Linked DNA regions of Mus musculus: region 1 is linked to region 2. Evidence: chromatin contacts called from ENCODE POLR2A ChIA-PET data. All regions are on one chromosome and are shown on one strand. Each heading gives the region's core, a stretch centred on a gene start or an enhancer-like site at or near the end of the contact. The rest is flanking DNA. Distances are from core to core; before and after follow the strand shown. Region 1 holds the start of Fgfr1 (fibroblast growth factor receptor 1). Region 2 holds the start of Letm2 (leucine zipper-EF-hand containing transmembrane protein 2).

Region 1 (7,715 bases), core at 4,315-6,814, 79 kb before region 2:
AGTGTTAGTTAGGTCTCCTTCCTTTCCGCAGTGCTGTGGACTGAACCCAGGGTTATGAGTATGCTAGGCAAACACTCCCCTGCATCTGATTTTTCTCCGCCTCCTGCTTTTAAGTTCTCCTCCTCTTCGAGGACGCCACCTCTCCCGATACCACCAAAAGTTCTCAACCACCTAGCAGAAATGGTTTGCGACTCAGATGGAATCCACTTCAAAGTTCAATTCCCAAGTCTGAGTCTAAGCCTGAATCTTTGATCTTTGTCCCTAGGCAGAGGCCTTAGAACTCATCCACCACCCCACCCCCACCCCCAGGGCTTCTCAGAAATGCAAATTGTTTGCTCTGTCACCTTTTTAGTCGCTTGGCCTTGGATGAATTGTTGGCTTTAACTGGGAAAGGTTTGTAAGTGGGAGGAAGGGAAACTTTGGAAATCCAGAGGACAAAAGGCCAACCTGGCTTCAGTTAGTGTCCTGAAGGGAGGTGGAAAAACCAGACCGGAGACCAAGGTTGTACAGATTCGCTGAGGTCTGTATAAGCCTCCTTTTCCATACATGTTTTTGTTTTCTTGTTTCACAGTAAAACCTGTAACAAAGGGGACTGTTTATCTTGGGGTGCCAAAAGGAAGGGTCGGCAAGTGTGGAAAATATCCTTTTCTGCCACTGCTGTTGGAGAAAGGGATTTCAACAGGGGTGTAGGTAGAGAGTGGATAGTAAAGCCACACAGAATCCAGAAAGTAGGCTCCAAAAGAGATGGCTTGGGCCAAAACAAAGTTCCTGGGCTTAAACGGAATAAAAAACGCCCGGATTGATAGTGTACCTACTGTGTGCTAGGCACCACGCCAGCTGCATTGTTGCAGTATCTCATCTAATCCTTTCAACAGTCTCAAGAAATTTCTCTTGGGATCTTCAAGGTACCATCGTGGAAACGGAACTGACAAGGGAACTGGCAAGAGCACAGGCAAGAAGGCGTGGCGGATCCGGAACCCACACTCAAAAGTGACCTAATGTCAACCTAACCCATCCTCCCATGTGTCTCTGAGTCTGCTTTCCTCCACCATTTCAGGTAAGTTTGCATGTTTGCTTGGCGGCTCTCAAAAGTTCAGGCATCTCTTCCTTTCCTAATCTGTTCTCTTGGAGGCAGAGCCTGACACACAGATGTCCTCCGTCTCCGAGAATGAATGTGGCAGCTCCCTTTCCCGCTTGCTCTCGCAGCATCCAAAACGAACTGAAAGTTATTTACAAAAACACCATGCCAAACAAGATTCTGCCCCTCCCTCCCTCACTGATGCTGCACTAGGAACAGCCAGGGGTCACCAAATGGCGGCCAGATGGTAACTGGCTGCTGTCCCTAACTCCAGGAGCCTGGGGCAAAAGGCACAAGCAGCCCACCTGCTACCCAGGGCCTGTGAACCAGTCACTTTTAAACGGAGAGCCAAGCAGTTCGCTGCTCTTGCATCCCTCTCCTGCTACGGCTCTCCCAGCTAACCCGGCTAATTCCCAGCCTTCCAGGGACTCCAGCCGGCTGGGCTGGGCTGAGCTTGGTGGGCCTTAGAGCCCAGCCTCTGCTTCCTCCCTCCCTACCAGGGAGCACTGATGGCTGGATCAGGAGGGGGTGATCGGCCATGATGGGCACAGTTGATTCCTGAGTTAACAGCCCGGAGAGAGCCTGGCTCTATAGAAGTCCTGTCTTCCTGCTAGAACCTGCGAGGCAGAGGGAAGGCTCTGCAGACGTGTTCCTAAACAAAGAAGGCAGCCGGGGCTTTGGGGAAAGCTCCGTTTCCCCCACTTGTATTCAGCACCGCTCCCCTCCTCCCACCGATCCCAGAGGCAGCAGTCCCCTGGTTATCTCTGGTTCTGGAGCGCAGGGGCCTTTGTCCCCCTCTCTGCCGACCCACCGGCAAGGCGATGGGCCAACAAACCTTTCCTGAACTTGCTAGCTCTTTGTTATCTCAGAGGGAAGATTACGTTTCCCGGTAAAGAGACAACTGCTAGGCGCCCTCCTTGCAGACCCAGGGCCCCGCCGCGGTCGCCCCACCCTGTGGCCTGCGGCGTCCTCCGAACTGCCCCGGGGACTAGTTCCTGCAGAGCCGCAGCCCCTCTTGGAGCCGGGAGGGAGTGCCACGGCCCTGGAGGTCTGCTGCAAGGCGGGGGAAAGCAGGCTCCCTGGCTGGATCTGCGATCTATCTCCTCTGGGTCTGTCACCTTCCCCAGTCCAGCCTCTCTAGCTGTTTCCCGGAGAGCAGGTGGATAGCTAGCCGAGTTGGCTACTCTTATCTCCACTTCCCTGACACTGAAGAGGAATCTTAACACTGTCAAACTCTGCGCCTCGACACCTAATAGGCACTTGGGTCTTCTTTCCTGGTTACAGCAAGGACACATTCTTCAACTCGTACTGTCTACCCGTTCTTTAGAAAGAAAGAAAAATGTAAAAAGGCTAGATTATAACGTTATTATAATATTTATTTAATAAATTTAATTATACACAACACACACACAGAGAGAGAGAGAGAGAGAGAGAGAGAGAGAGAGAGAGAGAGAGAGAGAGAGAGAGATCTAGGCATGCACATATGCATATCACCAAGTCACATACCCAGCCCAGTGCTGTATTAAAATCCTCTTGTTTTAGAAGGGCCTGGGAGTACAGGCCTGAATCTCTGCTTTGTGAAAGGTTGATGTCGAAGTTTGATGCTCACCTGACTGCCTAGTAAGATCGTGTCTCTAAATAAATAAAGATTTTTTTTTTTTTGTCAGAAGAACTGCTGAGATGAAGTGTAATGCTCCCGTCCTTAGGAACAGTGGACAAATGTAGTTGGCCCTGGGTAGTCAGTTCTGCATTTTCCATGACTCCCCTTCCCCACAATTACCCAAGTGGTAAGGTTTCTTTCTCTGGTAATGTAAGGATCTATGATTTGTCAAAGAATAATACTCCATACTCTGGACTCAAATAGTATGTAAACGTAAAGAGTGTTTTATTCTGTAGTAGTCTAGTATGTTGGGGTCATGGGAGCATGACCAAGATAGACAACCAAGTGAGCTTGCAGGCCTGATTTAAAGTACATCAGGGCATTCCAGGGGTAGGTGACCTTTATCTTGTTCTATCTCTAGGGACATTCCATTACCAGGCCTTGGGGGCTGGCAGTGTTGTTGGGGAGATCTGGAAACTGTTGTTGACTGATTGTCCTTGCCTCAGACCAGCTTCTGAGGCCTAGACTTGCCTGGACTTACCCAGTTCTTAAAAACAGAGATGCAGGCCTCGTCTCCTGAACTGTCAATGGAAAGCCTGTCATAGAGTCAGCCTAGCCTTCTCAATAACCCAGGTTTCTCACATGCAGCTGTTCCCCAAACAACAGATCTATAGATGTCAGGAAAACTCTTGAGACAGATGAGATAGATTCGGGACCACTGTCTTAGAACAGTTCTGCAGCTTGCTGGAGAGAACCCACAAAATAAAAAAGACAGCTAGTAAAACTATGCTAAATATCAAATCAGTAGATACAGTGGGAGGCAGAAACACCTCCAGGTGGCTGGGCCGAGGCAGAGAAGGCTGTTTGGTAGCTTCTATGAAAGAATAATTGGGACCAGACTAAAAGCCAAGGGACTGAACAGGGCAAGGATATTGCTATGTGGGTAATAACTCTTAAATATTAGCTGGTGTTCATTTATTCCACAGAGTCATTTCTGGTTTTTATTTTATTTTTTTGTTCAAAAATACTTCCTGAATATTTACTTCCTAGGCACTCAATAAATGTATTCTCTCTTTACCCCTCCTCCAAATCTGAACCCAGATCATTTTGTATATGCTAAGCACACTCAGCTAAACATTAAGCTTTGGTGGGTGTGGTGGTGTCTTACAAACTGTTGTCTCAGGAGGCAAGAGGCAAAAGGTGGGAGAGTCCTTGAGTCTGAGGCTACCCTGGGCTACAGCATAAGACTATCTCTAAAAGCAAAGACAAAACAAACAAACAAAAACCAACCCAATAAACCAATAATACACCAATAAACTCATCAATAGCCCTTCTTCTTTTTCCTCCACCCTTTACTGGAGATAAACAAATGTGATAATATCTCCGTAGCTTCCCATTTTTTCACCTGGTGGTCACATAGAAAACTGTCTTAGAAACTCTTAGTCTTCAATGTGGAGGGAAGAGTTGGATTGTTTGGTATTCAAGCTGTCATGGCTTGCTCTGTGGAAGCGGAATAGAACAGTCCCCCTCATGATGGCTTTCACATGTGTGACCCTTTTGGCACACTTACATTCATTCAGTCTGCTTCTCATGGGGGAGACCCATAGAGGGACTAGATCTTATCAGATTCGTGACATGCCCAAAGTCTTTGAGTGGTGGAATTCACACCTAGTGTGACATATTCCACCCTTCCAGTGGTCCCCAAGTAGACATCACATCACAGTCACCAGGAAAATTTGCAGAGCCCCCACCCCACTGCTATGCAGCAAACCAACAGGTACCAACCACCTAGTCAGGTCTAGAGTGTGCTGGAATCAAAGCACTGTCTTTGCCTTTGTCAAAGCTGCATCGCCAACCCCTGTGTTTGATTTGTTTGAGACAGGGTCTGTAAGCACAGGCTGTCGTCTCAGTCCCTATGTGGCCAACGGTGATCTTAAGTCTCTGACCCTCCAGGGCTAGGATTGCATATGTACATCATCATTTTAGACTGCTGGAAAGTGAGCTCCTGCAACGAGGCGAAGGCCCCACTGGCTGTCTCAGAATTGTTAGCATGCTTCATCAAAACATCGGGATTTCTCATGTCCAAGCAGGATCAAAAATTTTTATTTTTTAACAATCTCAATATGATTCACGTCCACTGGACTCATTGGATTAAAGAGCCACAGATTAACATCTCTGTGGAGGGACCTGGTGGGAAGGGCATTTCAGCGATTTTCTTTGAGGTTCATAGTATACTGTGGAGGCTCTGGTTTGACTCTGATTAATTCCTAAGGCAAACAAAACAAAACAAGCAAGCAAGTAAACAAACATCCCCCCCCATCCGAAAAAAAAAAAAAACAAAAACCCCTCCTCTCTTCGGTTGCTTCCTGAAAGCTGGTGATTTCTAAGGCTACCATGAACAGCACTGTAGAATTTGCAGGGTCCATTCCAGCGTGAACCACAAAACCTAAATTATGTGGCTGGGGAAAGTTGAGATCCAAGGAAAGGGTCTGAGGGGGAAAGTCAACCGATCCATCAATAAAAACAGTTCGTATATTGTAAGCTATGTGAGGGTCCTATTTATTCCTTTTAGAGACGGGAAAACCGAGATTTAGAGCACGAAAATCATACCCCAAGGCACAGAGATAACCAAAGACCAAGTTGCCCAGTGCAACCTCAAAATTATAGCCAGGCACCCGCCCCTCCCCACCCTCCACTCCTGTCCCCAAATCGCTGATCTACACACAGTCTGAAATTCGGGCGCCCTCCAGGCGAAAACTCAAGTTAGACCAGACTGTAGAGCAGTTCTGCTCGCTCCAGGCTTCTCCGGGGCTGCAGCTTGAGAACTACAAGGCCCAGCAGGCAACTGCAAGGGGAGGAGGAGGAGGTGGGACTAGCGCCGGGTGGGAGTGAGAGAGCGAGCCCTCGCGCCTCGCCGGCGCACAGCGCTCGGAGCGCTCCTGCGGGTACTTTGGCGGGGCTCTCCGCTGCGGGCGGCGCGGAACGGGAGCCGGAACCCTGGTGCAGCCGCTGCGTGCAGAGGACCCGGGCTGCGCAGGGAAGCGGGGCCGAGACGTCCGGACTGGACTGAGACTGTGCTTAGCGCATTGCGGCGACCTCGCCTTTCCCGGCCGCGAGCGCGCGCCGCAGCTGGAAAAGCAGCGGAGACCGAGGACTTTTCTCAGGTCCCAGGGGCGCACCACAGCCGTGCTGCAGTCAATGCACGCCGGAGCCCCAGGAGGGGTGATGGAACTCGGGCTGCCAGAAGCCTGAGACGCCGCCACCGCCGCCGCTGCGTACTGGAGAGCGGGGGGCGCACGATCTGGGGACCCCGGGCGGCGGACCCGAGCCCTCCCCCCCGCCCCGCCTCCGGGGCACCAGCTTCGGCTCCATTGTTCCCGCCCGGGCTGGAGGCGCCCGGCTCGGAGTGCCGCCGGGAGTCGTGCCTCGGCCGCGGAGCCCTCGAGACCCCATCAGGATCTGAACGGAGCCCGGAGACGAGCGGCGGGAGCGCAAGACACAGACACCCGCCGCGCCACGGCGAGCTCTCCAGAGGCGGGACCGCAGCGCCAAGTGAGGTAAGAGTCGCCGGCGCCCGCAGAGCCGGCTGGCTGGGCGTCCCGAGCGGCCCCCGCGCTTCGCCAGTCGCAGCCCGCGCCTCCCTCCTCCAATCCCCCACCCCACCCCCGACTCCGCTCCCTCCCCGGCGCCCCTGTCCCTCCTCCCTCGGCCAGTGTCGCTGCCCGCGCCCCCTCCCCGCGCGCTGGGCCCGCTGCTGCTGCCCGCTGCCTAACTTTTCCGCCAACTCGCGCTCCGGAGCTAGCGAGGAGGCTGCTGCGCTCCGAGTCCAGACCCCGACCCTCTTGGCCCAGGAGAAGGCGGCGGAAGCTGTGTGTTCCCTACTGGGGAGGAGGGCGGGAATGGGCCGGGAGATGGAGGGTGTGTGTGTGTGTGTGTGTGTGTGTACATCATCTATCTTTTGGTCCTCTTGCGGATTCACCCCGTTTCAGCCGGTGGCTTTAAGCTCAACACCCTACATCTGGGATCTTTTCAAGTGTTTTCCTACCTCCGGGCAAGTCTGGGGTCCAGGTTGGGGGGTTGAAGAGGAAAGGAAGTGGCGGGGAAGGCTAGCTTGTCTTGGAATAGGTTTGAAGGAGGTGTCGTCACCAAATGGCTGAATCGGCTTTAGCGGAGAGCGAGCAAAGATTCCCCCCCCTTTTGAGGGGTGATGGTGGTGGTGGTGGTAATGTTCTATTTTATCTTAGACCTAGAGGACTCTTGAAGGGGTCTGGAGAAGCGGGGGGTGGGGGGTCTCGGGGTCTGGATCGTTCTGGGAAGTGGAGGAAATGAGGAGAACTTGTCCGGTGCGGAGGAGCCCTCTTCTGCCCGCTTGTTGCTTCTCTGGCCCAGACCCCCTCTCCACACCTCCTGTGCCTCCTCTTGTAGTGTCTCCGGCGGGGTAAGACAACCTAGTACTCATATTTTTAGAGGAATTTACTGACTTTTTAAATATATAGATGGGGTTTGTAATAAACAGTTACCCACCCAGTGAGGCAGCTGGACACCTTGGGAGTGCAGGAGGGAGTTCTCTTTCTCTGGGCCTAGTAGAAGCTATTAACTCATTTGCAAAGCATTTCGACGGCGTTTTTCTCCCCCACCCCACCCCCCATTTCCCAGATGTAGCTGCCGCATCTGGTTCCGTTTCACCCTACACGGGTACACCGCAGCCACATTATTAAACATCCCTCTTCCTCCCCTCCCCCTCCTAAATTAAAACTGAGATTCTTTAGCACCACCGCCACCACCACCCCTTAACATTTCTTGAGACGTGGAGCAGAGGCTTTGGGATTGGAAGAGAAAAGCAAGTTATAGATCCCAAAGTGATTTTGGATTCCTTCACTCTCTTGCTGGTGGCCGACGATGGGGGGGGGGGGAGTGCGGGGGGGGGGCGGTGTTTAAGAATCTCTGGACCCTCTTGGGAGCCGCTTGCTTACTAGAGGTGGCCTTGGTCGGTGGGTCTGGGCCAAACTTGGCCCTGACGTGTCCTGGAACCAAGTA
Region 2 (7,212 bases), core at 1,551-4,050:
GGCTTGGAATTCAGAGATCTGACTGCCTCTGCCTCCCTACTGCTGAGATTAAGGTGTGCACCATTAAAACTATACTGGGAACCAAAGCCAAAAAAAAAAAAAAAAGTTCACATATGCTAGGCAAGTGTTCAAATAGCTGAGTTGTGCTCAATCATTGAACATATTCTTATGAAAAATATCAGTAAGTTAATTCTGAAGAGTAATTTGCTATAGCAAGTTCCAAGTTCTGAAACTATTAATGTAAACATCTAGTGGCCAGTGAGATAGTTCAAGGGTGTAAAAGCACTTGCTGTCAAACCCTGGTTAAATCCTTGGGACCCGGATGGTAGAAGGATAGAACTGACTTTCATAAGATGCCCTGTGATCTCCAAAAGGGTGTCAGGGGCATGCTCTTTTTGAGTAGTTAAGCAACAAAAAGATTTAAAATGTCTTATTAGAAAAAGTATCTATTCAAAAACATATTTCTGTCAGGGATGATATGACAGTACTGTCTCTACTCTCATAAAGTAGCCGAAGCTCTGACTGTTAGCTACTCTACTGACAACCAAGAACATTTTGATGAAACAACTTCATAGTCCCTGTGAGGATTAACCAATCAGGTGATACTGTTTTGTCCATGTGTCTATAGATTCCCTCAAAGGGATGAAATATAATCTCCCTGAAATTACTCAAGAGACTTTGAAAAATAGGAATTAGAATTGAGCACTTCGACCAATGGTTTTTATATTCTAATCCTGTAGTTAAGCTAGAACATAAATAAAACACAGCCAAGTAGAGATAGCACCAAGCAGCCAGTCAGTCAAGAGTGGTGCACACCTTTAAACCCAGCACTCAGGAGCAGAAGTGGGCAGATGCCTGAGTTGGAGGCCACCTTGGTCTAGAGTGAGTTCCAGGACATAGATACAAAACAAACAACAAAAACAAAACCCCAAGACAAACAAAAAGAAAAAGAAAGGAAGGAAGGAAGGAAGGAAGGAAGGAAGGAAGGAAGAAAAAAGAAAGAGAAAGAAAAAAGAAAGAGAGAAGGGGAGATTTTTGTTGTTGTTCTTGGCTAAAGGATGGCCTTTTCCCATTCTTTAATGCAATTTTTAAACATATCAAAATATAGCCTATAAATGGACAAAAGGAAAAATATACAATGAATGTGGCAAGTGGTGAGTGTTCAGTTAATCTTCTGAATGCACAAGTGAGATGACAAGGGACCTTAGACTGGAACATGTCCTGGGCTAAGCTTGTTTAAGAGCCATTTTACTTTTCCTTACACCTGAGGTCCTCGTGTAATCTTCATCAATAACAGAAATGCCACTCTAAAACTGTCTCATCTATTTTCCTCTATCATGTATTTCCAAAATTACTCAGCTTACATTCTAAAGCAGTTCAAATTAAAATATGTTCTTCCTTGAAATGTATTGAAAACTCAGCAAGGTTTTCTGTACTAAGCCAATCTTTTTGTTTTGTTGGTTACTTCCTTTATTTATTTATGTATATTTTTGAGACGGTCTTGATATGTAGCCCAGGCTGGCCTTGAACTCAGAGACCAGCCTGCCTCTGTCTCCTGAGTGCTGGGACTAAACGCATTTGTCACCACGTCTTTTACAACACATGTTTTTCATATAGATGCATGAGTTTATATACATTTTTTTTTGTGGGAAACTCCAAGCCTTACCTTGTCCAGAAAATAGCTAAGAATGAATTATAACTGTAGAAGGCCATGTTTATTTTTTTTGTTTCAACTAACCAACACAGAGACCTAGGCAAAAGAAGCAAACAATTTAGTATTTTAAAAAGGAATCAATTAAACATGAGAATTTAGGTGGTTTTTTTTTTTTTTTAAGAAAAACTAAGGCAAAGAGAGAGATTTGCATATTCAAGGTGTAAAATTTCCTTCAAGTTCATTTACAAAAGCCTCAGTATTTTCTTAGCTCTGGATTTGAAAATGGTACTTTTTCGATCCAAACACACAGAAATGGGTTCTAAGAAGATGATCCTGAAGACGATGTGGCCTCCAAAGGCTTTTTTTTTTTTAATTTTTTAAATTTCTGGTCAATAGTGTCTAATAATCTGCTGCGACGGTTAAAAGGAGAAAGACATCTTTATCTGTAACCAGAAAATACAAGTAGAAAGTAAGCACCCTGGATTCATTTACCACCAACCCAAAAGTCTAAAAGTTCTCACTAATTTCATGTGGGAACAGCGAAGACATAATGGTATCTACTAAAGGCTCAAGCGCAGATGCAGAATCTCCAGAGTCCGAACTAAGCTCTGTACCTTTAACTAAAACCGTTCTCCACCCCGAGCCGCTTCTCAGCTACTGGCATAACACTGCGATCTCGCAATCGTGCCGGAAGGAGGTTCCCCAGGCCCTCAACCCCACCCTATGGAAACCTCAGCTAAAAAGTAAACATCGCGAACCGGGCACAGCACCTCGGAAACCAGCCCCACCGCGGACAGCGCTCCTCCGGAGGGAGGCCGGGCCTGTTGCGGAGGCTCCCCAGCCCTTGGCCCCGGGGCTACGGGCCACTCCCAGGCAGTCTGCCCGGCGTTTCGGGGGAACCCCACGCCCAGCGCTGCGGGGTTACCTCTGCACCCCGCGCTCGCCGCACCGGTGCAAAAGGCGCCCTCGGCTCTCGGCCGGTAGTCTCCGCGGAAAGTGGGGAGGACTGCGGTGGGTCTGGGGATTGTTGGAGTGGGGTCAGGTACACCGTAGGGGAGAATGTCCAAAGTTTAGGGGAGAGATCGGGGTTGACGGGAGACGCCGAGGGAGCCCTTGTCCGCTGCGAGGTGACTAAGGCCCCAACCCTACCTTCCCAATTCCTCCCCGCCCCCACGCTAAAGGGGCCGGAAGCCCAGTCTCCATGGTTCCACCTCCTGCGCCTCGCCCTGTGACGTCACTCCGAGTGACGCCACTACCATCCAATGAGCTCTCAAATCCTGGGACTGGCTCGCGTCCTTCACGGCAGCCGCGCGGAAGGCAACAAGGTCCCCCGCACGAGCCCGCGAAGTCACTTCTGGGTCGGAGTTAGTTGAGGCAGCGTCTGTACTACAGGACCAAAGCTGCGTCCCCCCCCCCCCCCTGCCTGCCCACATTCTGTAGTCTAGCCAACTCCTCGAGAACTCCTTGAATGGAGGCCCTACCAGAGTAAGGTCTGATAGTAGCCTTTGTAACCCAAATTGGAGTCACTGATGACATCACTTTGATGATTCCGTTCCTCACCCTTTAGTCTCCGAAACTGCCTAGAGGTCTTGGGTTGGCGAAGGAGGTTGTGAGGTCCTGGTGGCAGAGGGGCAGCACTGAGAAAAAAAAAAAAAAAAAAAAAAAAAACCTTTCTTCTGCGGGGTCGAAGGCTGGAATGCTTCTGAAATCTTCATACGGAATTTGATTTTTCTCTTTAAAAAATGGTTTCATGTTGTCGCTTATCATTAGTTGTGTAGAAATCTCAACATTCAAAAATATATTCTAGAGTACTTGTTAAATAAGATAGGCATTGTGGGTTTGAGGACGTTTACGTTCCTAGGGCGGGCAACTAGCCATCTTGGGAAAGTTAAAGTTCTGAAAGCATTCTTGTTCCTATTTATCTGTTTTTTTTTTTTTCAATTTCTTTTTATTTTGCGGGGTTCTTATGTAACACGGGCTGGGCTGGAACTCAATAGGTAGTAGCAGAAAGTGGTCTTGAACCCTTGAACCACCTGCCTGCCTCCCCAGTGCTTAGTTACAAGTGTGTACCACTGCAGCCATCTTTGACTCTATATTTTAGTTTGCTTGCTTATTTATTTATTTAGAGACAGGGTTTCACGATGTAGGCCTGGCTGGCCCAGAACTCGTTATGTAGACCAGGCTTGCCTTGAACTCACAGAGATTCATTTGCCTGGTCCTCTAAATTGCTCAGATTTAAATGTGTGCACCACCATGCCTGGCTCGAGCTTTCTTCAACTTTTCTGAGAACTCTGATGATAAAATTATGAGCTGTACAAAATAGAATAAGTTTTGAGGGCTGGGCATGGTAGTGCATGCCTTTTATGCCAGTACTTAATAGACAAGACTGGCAGATCTGTGTGAGCTCAAGGTCACTCTGGTCTACAAAGTGAGTTCCAAGACAGCCAGGGCTACACAGTGGGATCCTGTTTCAAAAGAACTAAAAAAGAAAAGAAAAAAAGAAATGGAGGCCGTTTTTAATCCTAAAAAAAAAAAAAAAAAAAAAAGTATATTTCAACTAACCGAATGGACTACTTAAAATAAGCAAAACTTTTCAGTTTGGCCACTAGGGGTCCCTTTGTGCATGTCAGGCAATTTTCCACTAGGGGTTCTGTTTCACAGTCTGATCATAAAGAATTGAAATTTACAAAACTTAACTCCTCCTTCCCCGCCTTGAGACAGGGTCTCACCATGTAGCCCTGGCTGGCCTGGAACTCACTGTGTAGACCAGGCTAGTCTCGAACTCACTGAGATCCTCCTGGCTCCTGATTAAAGAGCTTATTATGTCCCATAATAAAGAGATTATGTCCCATGCTAAAGCTTCCCTCTCCTTGTTTTCTCGCTCTGATAATTCCAAGCTCTACAGTAATTATTTTAATATTTGTCAAATGCAAAAACATTCTTATCATTTTACAATGAAATATCTTATGGAAAAATTCTTATCCATGAATTATATTCACTTACAAGCAGGTACAGTAAAATGTATTATTTAAAAGCCAGATGAACTATCCCATACCCAGTATTTGAAACATAAAGAAGATTTTTTAATCTGGTCACAAGTTAACAATCCAGTTCTTTTAAGAAGGGTTGGGGGGATAAGAACCCTGATGAGACCCATTTGTTCAAAGCAATGAATACTTTCTCCAGGTTTGTATACTTTATCAGGTTTGACAATTTGGTGTTTAGGATAAATTGAATATATTTTTACCACCATAACCTGGAGAAACCTCTTCTGCTTCTGTCTTGATAAGCTGTTTGCTCGTTTGCTATTGAAAAGAGTAAGCATGGTTTGAACCTCAGAATAGGTTAGATGATGGAAACATAAAGTATTATGTGTGGGTAAATTGGGGAAGGAGGATTTCTGGGTCTAACAAGACTTAACAGATGAACAGTAAAGTGGTCTAAGGAGGTAGCTCATCTGAAAAGGTGCTTGCAGTGCCACTGATGATGGGAGTTCAAGCCCTGTAATACGGTGCAAGTCTGGAGCTAGCTCCCACAAGCACTCCTCTCATATTTGCACACACACAAAATAACACAAAAATCAACACTATTGTTCCTGTGCATGGTGGCACACACTTTAATTATAGCACTTGGCAGGCAGAGGCAGAAATTATATTAGGTTGAGGCCAACCTGGTCTTCACAGGAAGTTGAACAGCCAGGGACCCTGTCTCAAAAAAAAAAAAAAAAAAAAAAAAGACTTTTCAGGGCAATTGTGGTGCATGCCTTTGATCCAAGCACTAGGGAGGCAGGTGGATCTCTGAGTTCAAAGCCAGCCTGGTCTACAAAGGGAATTACTCCAGGACATCCAGGACTGTTACACAGAGAAATTCTGTCTCCAAAAACCAAAATAGAGACCAAACCAAAATAATAATAATAATGATAATATCATCAATGGAATTATTTTCATGATCACTTTTAGTATGAGTGCCCATTAAAATCAGTGAACTGCAGAGATTTTTCTAAAATTCTGAGGAGGTGGGCTGGAGAGATGGATCAATGGTTAAGAGCACTTGTTCTTGCTGAGTGCAAGGGTTTGATTCCTAGCACCCAAGAGGTTGCTCACAACCATCCATAACACCAGTTCCAGTAGATCTGACACCTTTTTTTGACCTTTTCGGGGACATGGCATGCACAAGGCACACAGATATATATGTGAGCAAAACACTGATAAACATAAAAATATAAAATATTAAAAACAGTTCTGAGGCAGGGCAGTGGTGGTGCATGCCTTTAATCCCAGCACTTGGGAGTCAGGGGCAGGTGGATTTCTGAGTTCAAGGCCAGCCTGGTCTACAGAGTGAGTTCCAGGATAGCCAGGGATACACAGAGAAACCCTGTCTCGAAAAGACCAAAACAAAACAAAAAACAAAAAACCCGCCGGGCGTGGTGGCGCATGCCTTAATCCCAGCATTTGGGAGGCAGAGGCAGGCGGATTTCTGAGTTTGAGGCCAGCCTGGTCTACAAAGTGAGTTAGTTCCAGGACAGCCAGGGCTATACAGAGAAACAATGTCTCGAAAAACAAAACAAAAACAACAACAACAACAAAAAAAAAACCAAAAAAAAAAAAAACAAAAAATTCTGAGGTGGTATTTGAAACACATCAGGAAATTTCCTTTAATGGTAGCAAATGTAGTCTCTATGGAGAGGAGGTTGACACTTTTTTTGTTTTGTTTTGTTTGTTTGTTTGTTTTTCGAGACAGGGTTTCACTGTATAGCCCTGGCTGTCCTGGAACTCACTTTGTAGACCAGGCTGGCCTCGAACTCAGAAATCTGCCTCCGGAGTGCTGTGATAAAAGGCGTGCACCACCACGCCCGACTGGAGGTTGACACTTTGTAGTGACAGGGTTCGGTAATTCTCAGAACAGAAAGCAAGAGTGTATCGGTTTCCTCATTTGATGGCTACGTATGTTTCCTTTGTAAGTTCTCGTTTCTGGGTTGGACCTTCTAAGTAATTACCAGGCCCCAAGAAACTACATCTGCACACCCCTTCAAGACTGTTTACCCGGCCCTGTCACTGGATCACTCGTATTTCCTAGAATGGGAAGGGCAAGGGGTTTGCAGAGGACTGCCTCCCTTCCTCTCACTCTCCGGTGATCGCTCTGGGACAAATATCCCCACGTCACTCAGTGCGGAGCTCTGGCCCGGAGCAGCGCAGGGCCGGGGCACGTGACCCGCCCGCAGTCCTCGCTGTGGCCCGCGGCCCGGGATGCAGTCGCGCTGACGTCCTCCCGGCTACCCACAAGCCTCTGTACCCCGGTGCGGGCAGGAAGAGGGCAACCGGGTCCAGTGGCTGCCCGGGAGATCGGGGTGCCTTCTGTTGCTGGACGCGGACTGCCCGGCAACCCCCGGGCACACTGGCGGCTACCGGTCTCTCTCCCGGGGAAGGAGACTGCCCCGGCTCGGGCTGTCGTCCTAACGTGCTGGCCCGTGTCTGGGACGCCGGGGCCAGGGCGCTCTGCTGACAGCTGTCAGGCTGTCAGTGACTCCCGGGCACTCCCCGGTCTGCGTCACCGCGTAC

What was found. ChIA-PET counts read pairs that join two places held with the same protein, here RNA polymerase II (POLR2A).
Region 1: POLR2A ChIA-PET joins it to region 2 with 14 read pairs in embryonic stem cell. The contact joins the promoter of Fgfr1 here to the promoter of Letm2 in region 2. POLR2A ChIA-PET finds 5 or more read pairs at or near these places in 5 of 5 experiments (Patski and embryonic stem cell).

What each region holds. Positions count from the first base shown.
Region 1 is chr8:25,513,195-25,520,909 of GRCm38, forward strand. Fgfr1 (fibroblast growth factor receptor 1) reads left to right here and starts at 5,565. Exons shown (of 18, transcript NM_010206.3): 1 at 5,565-6,235. Gm31288 (a long non-coding RNA gene) reads right to left here. Exons shown (of 3, transcript XR_003947368.1): 3 at 6,494-7,715. RefSeq lists promoters at 4,730-5,704, 5,490-5,704.
Region 2 is chr8:25,594,696-25,601,907 of GRCm38, forward strand. Letm2 (leucine zipper-EF-hand containing transmembrane protein 2) reads right to left here and starts at 2,801. Exons shown (of 11, transcript NM_001364069.1): 1 at 2,580-2,801; 2 at 1,667-1,750. The coding sequence starts at 1,713. It overlaps D830025C05Rik (a long non-coding RNA gene), which reads left to right and starts at 1,788. Exons shown (of 1, transcript XR_003947362.1): 1 at 1,788-4,512. It also overlaps a transcript of Nsd3 not described here.